Regions from separate parts of the Homo sapiens genome. Here region 1 is linked to region 2. The links are chromatin contacts, found by Hi-C or POLR2A ChIA-PET in ENCODE. All regions are on one chromosome and are shown on one strand. Each heading gives the region's core, a stretch centred on a gene start or an enhancer-like site at or near the end of the contact. The rest is flanking DNA. Distances are from core to core; before and after follow the strand shown. Region 1 overlaps LOC105377731 (a long non-coding RNA gene). Region 2 overlaps ERGIC1 (endoplasmic reticulum-golgi intermediate compartment 1).

Evidence for each region. Hi-C counts contacts between places; a loop is a spot of excess contacts on that map. ChIA-PET counts read pairs that join two places held with the same protein, here RNA polymerase II (POLR2A). Pooled maps may share reads with other maps.
Region 1: a loop to region 2 is called in a map of K562, with 5 times the contacts of the local background. The contact joins two enhancer-like sites. A Hi-C loop is called at or near these places in 1 of 168 maps with a recorded cell type or tissue (K562) and 3 of 50 pooled maps. POLR2A ChIA-PET finds 5 or more read pairs at or near these places in 1 of 52 experiments (Panc1).

What each region holds. Positions count from the first base shown.
Region 1 is chr5:173,281,095-173,287,064 of GRCh38, forward strand. All of the region lies in intron 3 of LOC105377731 (a long non-coding RNA gene), which reads left to right. Among named protein-coding and RNA genes, the nearest start is that of MIR12118, 20 kb to the right of the region's middle. RefSeq lists a silencer at 2,787-2,926. Within about 2 kb of position 2,742, at least 2 of the 41 ENCODE cell types and tissues checked have a DNase peak (open chromatin) inside an H3K27ac peak, as active enhancers do.
Region 2 is chr5:172,931,032-172,937,214 of GRCh38, forward strand. It overlaps ERGIC1 (endoplasmic reticulum-golgi intermediate compartment 1), which reads left to right. Exons shown (of 10, transcript NM_001031711.3): 8 at 1,405-1,505; 9 at 4,157-4,279. Among named protein-coding and RNA genes, the nearest start is that of MIR10523, 19 kb to the left of the region's middle. RefSeq lists a silencer at 279-348 and an enhancer at 1,296-1,365. Within about 2 kb of position 1,485, at least 21 of the 41 ENCODE cell types and tissues checked have a DNase peak (open chromatin) inside an H3K27ac peak, as active enhancers do.

The DNA.
Region 1 (5,970 bases), core at 1,492-3,991, 350 kb after region 2:
TAGTCCCAGCTACTTGGGAGGCTGAGGCAGGAGAATCTCTTGAACCTGGGAGGCGGAGGTTGCAATGAGCCGAGATTGCACCACTGCACTCCAGCCTAGCGACAGAGTGAGACTCCTTCTCAAAAAAAAAAAAAAAAAAAAAGTGAATAAACAATATGAAATCAACATAGAAGGAGAAAACAACTCCTAGCCCTATGACCTCAGCAATTCAATTTTATTTGTTTTCCTTTTGTTTCTCCTACAAGTACATAGAATTTTTAGATATCTGGAATCAAAATATTGAATATGTTTTTGTGTTCTTCCTTCCATTTGTAGAATTTTCCCAAGTTACTGCGTAATCTTCATTATAATTGTAAATATGCATTCAAGTGGATGCATCAGTTTATTTAGCCATCACTGTTATTTATGTTGCTTATAATCTTTTTTTTTTTTTTTTTAATTATACTCTTAAGTTTTAGGGTACATGTGCACATTGTAAAGGTTAGTTACATATGTATACATGTGCCATGCTGGTGCGCTGCACCCACTAAGGTGTCATCTAGCATTAGGTATATCTCCCAATGCTATCCCTCCCCCCTCCCCCGACCCCACCACAGTCCCCAGAGTGTGATATTCCCCTTCCTGTGTCCAAGTGATCTCATTGTTCAATTCCCACCTATGAGTGAGAATATGCGGTGTTTGGTTTTTGCATCTTTGCAGACTTAACTATGAATAATTTTTAAGATTACAAGCCGCTGCTTGTAATCTTAAAAATTATTCATAGTTAAGTCTGCAAAGATGCACATAGTTCCCCCATGCACCTGATTTATTTTGTCTCCCATTGAGACCCATTTATATTTTCAGCCAGTGTCACTTTGAGGGTTAGTAAATTTCCTACCTTTGCTGTCAGCTGTGTGAAGTGGCATGCCTTTGCTTTATCTCTAGAATTGTTCTTTAAGTGTCGCGAGTAGTTTGGTTCTGTTAGTCTAGGCTGGGAGAAGAGAGGAGAGGGGAGCGCCCCTGGGTAGGTTGAAATCCAAAGCTCAATGTTGCCTTCAAGTGAGAACATGTAGGAACTGCAGGGTCGGGAGATGGGTCTCTGCCTTGGATGGGGCACTTGAGTTTGGGTGTAGGATTGAGATCTTTAGGAGACACTAATCTGGTTCAGAGATGGACCTGGGGCAATTAGATGACGATCACCAGATAGTTGACTTTCTCGATTCATTTTTTTTTTTTTTTTTTTTTTTACGGAGTTTCACTCTTGTTACCCAGGCTGGAGTGCAGTGGCTCAATCTTGGCTCACTGCAACCTCCGCCTTCCGGATTCAAGCAATTCTCCTGCCTCAGCCCCCCAAGTAGCTGGGACTACAGGCATGTGCCATCACACCTGGCTAATTTTTGTATTTTTGTAGTAGAGACAGGATTTCACCATCTTGGCCAGGCTGGTCTCGAACTCCTGACCTCAGATGATCTGCCCGCCTTGGCCTCCCAAAATGCTGGGATTACAGGTATGAGCCACCTCGCCTGGCTTCTCGATTCAGTTTTTATTCCATTCAGTTTTACGATTTCCTTACTAGAAGAAGAAGAGGAAGAAGAGGGAGAGGGAGAATGGAAAGAGCCACCAAGAATTAAAAACTGCTATTCGCCAGTCTTTTTGCTAGGTGGTTTACATACATCCATGCTAAATTTTATGATAATACTCTTATAACTACTGTTTTACAAATGAGAAAACTGAGACTCGCGAGGTCAAGTTATTTGCCCAAAGTCACCCAGCTGTCAGATGCAGGAACCAGGTCCAAATAAAGTCTGTTGGGTTCTAAGTCCTGACCATTTTGCTATAGCAGGCTGATCTCCCGATGAAACTGTCAAGGACGATGCAGATCCCAGCCCAGGTTGAATTGGCAAATCTTCAAGTCAAGTCTGTGGCTTCGGTGACTCCATGGCCCTGCTATTCTCACCGGAGCTCTGCCTCTCGGGCCCCACTGGAAGCCCTCTATGTCAGCGGGCCAGGGCGCTTTACAAGCACGCAGTACCTCATGGACCCATCCTGGTTCCTCAAGGCAGCCCTGGACAGTTAAATGGCCTGGGCCCCCTGTGGCTCTGGGCGTCCTGGACCTGAGGCTCTAAGGCCGAACCTGCTCCCTGCCCTAGAGAGGGAGGGTCACCAAGCAGTCAAGTGCTGCCAGCCAGCCCTCCTGCCCCCAGGGCTAAGGAGGCAGGGCCAGCAGCAACCCCTAAACTGTCTCCCTCCTCCTTTAAAAACATTAGGTTAAAAAACCAAGAACGTGTAAGAAAGGAAAAGCAAACAAAAAATCTTCCCAATCCCAATTTCCAGATAATTCCTATTAAGACTAGAGGGAGAGAGGGAGATAAGAGAGGGAGAGAGGGGAAGGGGGGGGGGAGAGAGAGACAGAGAGAGAGAGAGAGAGAGAGAGAGAGAGAATACATTCCCACGGCAAAACAGTCATTCAAACAGCACAGAAAGGCAGAAAATAAAAAGTAAACTGCTGGGTTTCCTTCAAGAATTTTCTTGTGCGTGGGCCAATAGACAAGTAATGCATCTAGTTACTTGCACACATTTAGAATCCACAAAGGGGTGGCACTCCAGGCGCGTCCAGCACGTTGCTTTTCTCATTTGCTGCTGCTCCGGGATCTTTGGCAGCAGCAAAACCCCATTCTTTTAAGGGCTGCGCAGAGTTGTGCCGCCCATGCCCGGCTGGTTTGAAGGTGCCCCATGGGCGGGCGCGGACGTGTGGTTGCTCCAGTGTTTCCTAGAGCACTCTCAGCCACGCCCCCGCCACCCCAGCGGCGCTGCAGGAACCAGCCCGCCGCCAGCGCGAAGGTGAGACCGGGCGCCACGTGCTTACCCGGCGGCCTCCGGAACCAGCCCTGCCCGCCGGCTGTGCGCGGATGCCTGCAGACGCCGAGCTGCTGCCCCCGTGTGGCCTGGTGCGGGGGCTCCTCCTGCTCACTGGGGGCGCGTCCCGGTAAACCAGAACCTCAGCCCATCAACTCACTCGTGGGGTTACTGAGGAGGAGAATCTTTGGTTCTCACCGTCATGGCTCACCCAGTGGCTGAATCCCGCTCGCACGTGCCGCATCCAGGCAGCTGTGGAAACTGGTTGAAACCAGGATGGTCAGCTGCTACCCTGTGTTTGGGGGACTATGTGACAGTGCCTGCTGTGTCCCTATTCTGGTGCTAAAAAGCAGGAGCTCTCTTATGCTCACATGGAAAGGCCTGTTGGAGTCAGATAAACTTGGCTCCACCACTTATATGCTGAGTCTGTTCATCCATCCATCCACCATCCATCTATTCGTTCACCCTCCCATCCATCCATTCATCCGTCCGTCCACCCTGTCATCCAACCACCTGTCCATCTATTCATCCACCACCCTTGCATATTTTCATCCACCCTCCTATCAATCCATCTATCCATCCATTCATTCATCAGTCCACCCATCCATGCATCCATCCATCCATCCACCCATCCCTTCATCCATCCAACCATCCACCCATTCATCTACGCATCCATCCACTCACCCACCCATCATTCAACTATCCACCCAACCATCCATCCATTCATCAGTCCATCCATCCATCCATCCATCCCCTCATCCATCCAATCATCCACCCTTTCATCTATCCATCCATCCACTCACCCACCCATCATTCAACTATCCACCCAACCATCCATCCATTCATCAGTCCATCCATCCATCCATCCATCCATCCCCTCATCCATCCAATCATCCACCCTTTCATCTATCCATCCATCCACTCACCCACCCATCATTCAACTATCCACCCAACCATCCATTCATTCATCAGTCCATCCATCCATCCATCCACCCATCCCTTCATCCATCCAACCATCCACCCATTCATCTACGCATCCATCCACTCACCCACCCATCATTCAACTATCCACCCAACCATCCATCCATTCATCAGTCCACCCAACCATCCATCCATTCATCAGTCCATCCATCCATCCATCCATCCATCCCCTCATCCATCCAGTCATCCACCCTTTCATCTATCCATCCATCCACTCACCCACCCATCATTCAACTATCCATCCAACCATCCATTCATTCATCTGTCCATCCATCCATCCTTTCAGTCATTCAAAATTATTTGTTGAGTGTTGATATGGTTTGGCTGTGTCCCCACCCAAATCTCATCTTGAATTGTGTAGCTTCTGTAATTCCCACGTGTTGCAGGAGGGACCTGGTGGGAGATAACTGAATCATGGGGGTGGTTCCCCCATACTGTTCTCATGGTAGTGAATAAGTCTCACGAGATCTGATGATTTTATAAGCGGTTTCCCCTTTCACTTGGCTCTCATTCTCTCTTGTCTGCTGCCATATAAGATGTGACTTTTGCCTTCTGCCATGATCGTGAGGCCTCCCCAGCCAAGTGGAACTGTAAGTCCATTACACCTCTTTTTCTTTATAAATTATTTGGTCTTGGGTATGTCTTTATTAAAGTGTGAAAACAGACTAATACAAGTGTCAACTTGTGCACCTTGAGTGCTGAGCTCTATGACTTTGGATAAGTTACTTTACCTCTTTGAGCCTCAGTTTCCACATCTGCAAATTGAACATAATGACACCTAAATTTTGCAAAGTTGTTGGGAAGACTTAACAAAATAATGTAGGTGAAATACATGGTACATAGTAGATGCTCTGTAAATGGCATTTACAAGTTCTGAAATTTAGAAGACACCTAATCTTGTAGAAGCTTATGTATTAGTTAGGGAGGCCTGACGTAGGTACATAAAGCAATTGGAGAGTTTTAACGAGTATAAAATATTGCAAGACTGTTGTGCATGCATGTGTGTGCTTGCATACATGTGTGTACCAACTGCAGGCCTGTGGGCTGAAGCAGTGCAAAGTGAGGGGCTAGAGTGGACTTCTTCAAGAGGTGAATCTTTTTTTTTTTTTTTCTGGTAGAGACTGGGATCTTGCTATGCTGCCCAGGCTGATCTTGAACTCCTGGCCTCAAGTGATCCTCCCAATTTGGCTGCCCAAAGTGCTGGGATTATAGGTGTAAGTCACTGCGTGAGTCCCTAGTTAGTCTTTAAGAACCAGGAGTGCTAGAGAGAAGTGGAAAGGGTGTATTCGGACAGGGACTGCTCAAGCAAAAATATTTTCCTACACAATAGTGCTTGCATGTTCAGCCTATCAGCCATGGCATTAGCCCAAAACAAAACCAAACCAAACAAAACAAAAACTCACTAATGGTGGGCCCTGTCAAGACAAACTATTCCCTGAGGAAGGGAAGCAGCCAGCCTATTCTGAGATTAAAAAATCAACGAGAGGCACTTTAGCCACAGATTGCTAAATTCACTTAGCTCAGGAGTCCACTGTGAACCTAGACAGAATTTGCTAGATTGCTTGCAGGGGCGGGTTCAAAGATTCTGGTCCAGCCAACAATTATTAAATACTTGCTACTTGCCAATGATTATTAAAGATTGTGCTGGATTCCTCACATACCTATAAGGTGGAATTATTACACTCATTCTCAGAGGAAGAGACTGAGGGTCAGAGAGGATAAATGACCTGCCCAGGGCCACACAGACTGTAGATGTAGTCAGGGTTCCAACCGAGGTTTCCTCCTGATTCACCGGTTTTCTCCTATACCTCCTCTACCTTCTCTCTTATTCTGTCCTTAGCTTCAGGTAAGAACTACCTGAAGCTAATAATTGGGTCTTCCATGTTGTTGGCCCGAGCATCTGGGAACTCTCTCTTCCCTGTCAGGGAGGACATAAGTGGCCCTCTTCATCCAGAATGCTTGGAGGGAACTCAGGAAAACCCCAGGGGATCTCTCTCTCTTTAAACGGTAACCCTGACCACAAGCACTGACTTTTCAGTCTCAGAGTTTATTAAGAAAGCTATGCAGTACCCTACTGTGATCAGCCACAATATTTTGGTTACAACGATTTTTAAAATTAGTTTGTGATGCTTACCTTAGGCTTCTTTACTTTCC
Region 2 (6,183 bases), core at 235-2,734:
GGAAGGGGCAGGGAGGGAGTGTCAGGGCAGTGAATGCTGTCTGCATTCCCAGCCTTCTTACAGAAGAGGACTGACTCGACTCTGCGACCAGGCTTAGAACCCACAGGCCTAAATTTCTGTGTTATTTTAGCTCTGTAGTCCGTGACCCGAGATTGTGGAAGGCCCATGAGCTTCCTGTAAGCATCCCAGAAGGCCCAGGAGAGTTCATACCTTTCCTGAGTGATATTTGGCAGCTCTGGGCCAGCATTCTATCAGCCCAGCATTGGATTCCAGTTACCTCACGCTTATCAGCAGCTGATTCATCTGTGCTTTCATTCATGCCCCTGTCCAATCATCCTTCCATCCGTTCATTCATTCAGTAAGCATTTGCCACGGTCCACTTGGTACCAGGCCCTGCACGGGGCTCTGGGGACACAGAGTTGAGTAAGGCTCCATCCCTGCCTTCAGCAGCTCCCCCATCCAGGAAGAACTGATCTGCCGTTGATTTCTTTCCCCATTCTCAGTTCATCAGTGCTTCATTGGTGCAGTTTTTCTGGTTGATAGGCTCTTTTCTTTTTAATACTGAAACCTAGTTTGTTTTAAAAGTAAAACTATTCAGACAATGTCAGAGGATGTACAATGAAATGGGATCTTTCTCAAATCCTGCCTTCCTCCCCAGAAGCTAAAGCTGCCCGTGGTTCCTTGGGCATCTTTCCAGATAATTCTCCTATATATTTACATGGATACAGAGTGTCTCCTCCTCCCCCAATCCATGGACACATGTGTATCCTGTCCCATGACTTGGTTCTTTTCCCTGTTGGAGAATAGCTGCTCCTAGCACCCACACTTTTTTTTTTTTTTTTTTTGAGACAGAGTCTTGCTCTATCGCCCAGGCTGGAGTGCAGTGGCATGACCTTAGCTCACTGCAACCTCCGCCTCCCAGGTTCAAGCGATTCTCCTGCCTCAGCCTCCTGAGTAGCTGGGATTACAGGCACCTGCCACCACGCCTGGCTAATTTTTGAATTTTTAGTAGAGACGGGGTTTCACCATCTTGGGCAGGCTGGTCTCGAACTCCTGACTGCAGATGATCCACCCACCTCGGCCTCCCAAAGTGCTGGGATTACAGGCGTGAGCCACCACGCCTGGCCAACACTCACTCTTTCATGGTTGCTCTATTGATGGACATTTGGGTTGTTTCCAGAATTTTAATGATGTGCACAGTGCAGGAGGAAAGATCCTGATGGATAGAGTCTCCCAATTCCCGGTATCCAAGGGGAGAAGATGAAGAGCAGTTGGTTGGTGGTAAAACTGGGGAATGAGCCCCCTGCCGTGCCCAGGGAATTTAGGCTTAGGATTGAAATGACATAGAGCTGTCAGCGGGCAGTGCCCGTCCCCCTGCTTCATTCTGCTGTGTCCTTCCCGCAGCCCTGGCCTCCCACGACTACATCCTGAAGATTGTGCCCACGGTTTATGAGGACAAGAGTGGCAAGCAGCGGTACTCCTACCAGTACACGGTGGCCAACAAGGTGCGCGGGCGGTGGCTGGGCCGAGCTGTGTGCGGCGGCGCCCTCTGCTGACGGAGAGCAGAGATGACAGGCGGCTGCACCGACGCACTTTCTTCTGATTCCTTTCTGGAGGCCTTTCCTGGGGGTTAGCTTGGGCCAGGCGCTGTCCCTGGGTAAAATTGAAAAGCCCAGTCCCTGCCATGTGGCAGTCTCAGAGTCAAGGAGAACAGATCTAACCAGGAGATAGGGTGTGATGCGTTTGACAAAGAGCAGGTAGTCTCTGTCCTACAAAGGTCCTGGGGTTGCAGGTCTCAAACAGCCCTGCATCTGGTCCGAGTCCTTCAGACACAGACCCCTGGGTGCTCAACACAGACAGACACTCCTGCTCTCAGGGCACAGGCACTTTACCCAAACTCATGAGGCTACTGAGTCACACCAAGATGGCTGTTGATTAATTTGCTGTTGATTGACAGGGGTGTCCCCAGGACCCCAACACTCAAAGTCATGGAGAAGACGCCAGGCCTTAGTGGGCAGCAGAGCATGGTCAGAGTCTGCAGAGTGGGATGACCCAGCAATTAGTGGTCTCAAGACAAGACAGCCTTGGGCTTCCCTGGGGGTATCCCACCAATGGGACATGAATACTTGAAACCTGTTGGTTGAAATGCCCCTGCTAGACCCTGGCGGATGGGTTTTTCCCACTTACCACCAGGACTGTCCTTTTTCTTCTGTTCCAAGGCTGCCCAAACCCCTTATAAGTGATACCTGTTTAGCTCAGTTAATTATAACAACAGTAGGAGGCATAGCTGTCACTCATTGAGTACTTCCTGGGGGCTAGACATGCTAAGCTCTCTTCTTCCGTCTTCTCAATCATCATGACAGCTCTGATGTTGAGACTGTTATTGAGCCCATTTTGTTGATTTGACCATTGAGGCACTGAGAGGTGGTTGTAGAGCTATAAAGTGGCTGAGTGGGGATTAGAACAGGTTTTCCTTGGGCTCCAGAGCCTGGCTTCTTGATCACCTCACGCCTCGGTCTGAGGAAGGGGCTGTGAGTCTGCCCACCTGCGAGCTGCTCTCTGTCCAATGACTTAGTCCCTCTGTTCTGACTCACCCTAAATTGATGTTCCCGGGAGCCCCTGTTTCTTTTATTCACTGTTTCACAGGGGGCATCTCATTGTAACCCTCACATGCTCATAGCAGCTAACAGATGGAAAAGCACAGATGCAAGCTCAGGACCACGCTGCAGTTCAAATTCCAGCTCAGTCATTCACTAGCTATTGACCCCGGACATGTCACATAGCCACTGTGTGCCTCAGTTTACTCATTCATAAAATGGAGATGATACTTTATAAGAGTGCTGTCACATGAGGCAATGTTTTCAAAAATGCCTAGCCCACCAAAAAAAAAAAGCCTTTAGGTAAGTGATACTGACTGCTGCTATTTTTCACTCTTTTTCTCTGTCCCTCAGCTCTGGGTTGTGACCCAGACAGTCATCCTGCCCCAGCAGCTCTCCTGGAGAAAGCTGGTCTTCCCTTGCACAAAGCTCCTTTTCCCAATGCTTTGGCAAGGCCCAGCAGCCAAATACAGCTTGCTTAGCTTCTCTATGGCTGCAGCCGCACTCTGCCCTGGGAGCAGGCAGCAGCGACCCAGCGGGAGGTCAGGGCTCAGTGTTACTTACCCCCGGAGTGGCCTGGGCTCCTCAGGCTCAGCATGTGGGGTTGGGGGTACCCCAGTGGTTCAATTTGGCCTCCAGTTGTTGCAGACTTTAGCACCTTGAAGTGCCCAAACTGGAGAGATCCCAGGGATCATCATCCCAGGCCCATCCGTGTTTAGATGGGGAAGCCAAGTCCCTGAGGGAGGGAGGGGCTGGCCCAAGGATGCACTGTTAGCTCAGCCTCGTAGTATCCTTAGTCCCTGCTGTGTGCATTCTCAGGAAGGTTGGTGGCAGGGCGGGGCCTTCTGGCTTTGCAGTTCAGTCTATTCCTCTGAAGAAGCTAGCCCACTCCCCACGTGGCATTTACACCCATCACACACACACACACACTGGGACTCCTGCTTATTCATCATGTGTGGCTCAGAATGTCCCCTCCCCAGTCTCCCAGATGCCGCCCGGGAGAATGGGTCATTCATTCATTCCCCTCAACTCTCCATGTTCCTCCATCCCACATGCATGATGTCACAGTGTTAGGGATATTCTTATGTCTTCCTCCTTCTGCAGACTGCGACTCCCTCTGGGTAAAGGGCAGGACTTGCTCACCTCGGGGTCCCCAGCAGCCAGCCATGGGCCACCACAGTGGAGGCGTTCAGCAAACCATTGTTGAATAAATGAATGGATTTCGCGTGGCCCAGAGGTTGAAGGAGGCAATAGCCAAAAATTGCACTTTTCCTTTTACAGCTCTGCTTTCTAATTTATTTTCTGATTCTGGTGCTGCTTGCAGCTCACTTGGTCAATTTCTAAACAACCAAGGGTATCAAAAATGCCCAGCTGTGCACGGCAGAGTTCAGGGCCTCCAGGGGAAGGGATGTGAGAGAGGGAGTGGGGGAGTCTGGCTTCGTGGGGCAGAGAGGGAGGAAAGCCCTTTCTGGAGGGTTGCTGGGGGGCCCTCTGCAATCCAGTCCCCGCCCCCCCTGAGACACAGTTTGTACTTCTGATTCTTATATCCTCTACCCCAGGAATACGTCGCCTACAGCCACACGGGCCGCATCATCCCTGCAATCTGGTTCCGCTACGACCTCAGCCCCATCACGGTCAAGTACACAGAGAGACGGCAGCCGCTGTACAGATTCATCACCACGGTGAGTGGCCTGGGGCAGTGGGTGGGGCCCTGAGCCAGCCACCCTGCGCCTGCTCTGGGCCCCTTTCCTTGGCACCCCTCACCTGTTCTCGCTGAAACAGGAGGCAGCCTGCAGGGCTAGGGGCTCTGGCTGGGCACAGGAGGCTTCGACCCCAAGGATGCTGAGAAATGTTGTCAGAAACACATCAGTATCGATGACGTTTTGTCTAGAAAGTATTTTCCAGAGGGGAATGCCCTGAAATCCATTTAATTCCTGAAGCAAATCTCCATATGGTTCCACTAGATGTTTAGGATTTTCTCCAGCTTTTTATTGTTATGGAAATTATTCTTAGCAGAGTTTATCCTTTAATGTGTAAATTTTGCACCAAAGATTGAACTCATTTTTTTTTCCAGGTCTAATTTCCAGTTATAGCTGCTGATAGGGTCCGATTTTTCCCTTTCCTTCCTCTCTGTTCTCTCTTTTTTGCCATGGTCTCTACCACATCCAGTTTTCTCTAGGGCAGATTCAAGCTGATGTTAGTTTTCCTTTATGCTGATTATTTCTATCATGTCTACTGTTTCCTGGCCTCCCATTCAGAAGGTCCTTAGGGTCAGAACAGGAGGGTCAGGGTGCCCTTCTTCACCCAAGAGGCCCAGGAGGTACTGAAGAAGCCAGAGTTAGCTGAGGTGGAAGAGACAGGGTGGCTATCCCTACTTCACAGATTTGGAAACTGAGACCTAAAGATAAATATGGCATTGGGAGGCCCTTATGCTTCTGTACTTCTTCATGCTTGTAATGATGGTTCAAGATCAAGGGCCTTGGCTCTTTCATTTCCCGCAATAACTAGGTCAGTATTAGTCAGGACTCTGTTACCGAAGATCCAGAACCAGACCTTGAGCTGGCCTGAGGAGTAGAAGGCCTCAGGCATGGCTGGATCCAGCCTCCAACATTGCCAGGAGTAGGTCTCTATCTTCGGATCTGCTTTCCGCTACACTGGCTTCATCTTCAAGTAGAATTTACCAGTAGAAATGGCCTCTTTCTCAGTCATTCTAACCAAGTCCTAGATAGGACAGAGCTCTCACTGGCCCAGCTCAGGCCTCATGCCATCCTTGTGGCCTGGGAAATCAAATGCTCTGGTTGGCCAGGCTTAGGCCCTGTACCCTCTCTGGTGTCAACCCCATCCAAACCGCAGGGACACAGATTGTGAGGAATGAGGTTTCTCAAGAGAAAAGGCAGGGGCCAGCTACTGGAAGAGGAAAGAGTGGGTGCCAGGAGGCAGAACAGTGGGATGTTGTGACAGGGTCTCTGCCTTCTCATCTGTGAAGTAAGAACGATCATCTCTGTTCCTGCCACCTCCCAGGGCCTTGTGGGACTCAGAGGAGATTGTGAAAGGAGAAGCTGTTTGCAGATGTGAAAAGCCAAGTAGGACGGGGCACAGTGGCTCACACTTGTAGTCCCAGCAGTTTGGGAGGCTGAGGCGGGAGGATCGCTTGAGGCCAGGAGTTTGAAACCAGCCTGGGCAACATTGTGAAGGCTTGTCTCTAAGAATCTTCTTAAATTAGCTGGATACGGTGGTATATGCACCTGTAGTCCCAGCTACTTAGGAGGCTGAGGTGAGAGGATCACTTGAGCCCAGGATTTTAAGGTTAGAGTGAGTCATGATCGTGCCACTTCACTCTAGCCTGGGCAACAGAGCGAGACCCTTTCTCTAAAAAACAAAAATCCCCAGAAAACAGACAGAGAGATACAAAGGGTGTCATAAGTCTGGTGCTTACATGAGCCTCAGAACAGTTTTTTGCTGTTCTCTTTGACCACATAAAAGTTAGAAACTCCTGTTCAACAAACGGCACATAACATAAAGCAAAAATCTCACACGCAGCCTGGGAAAAGATACTTGCCATCCAAATGGGAAAGGGGTAGCCTTC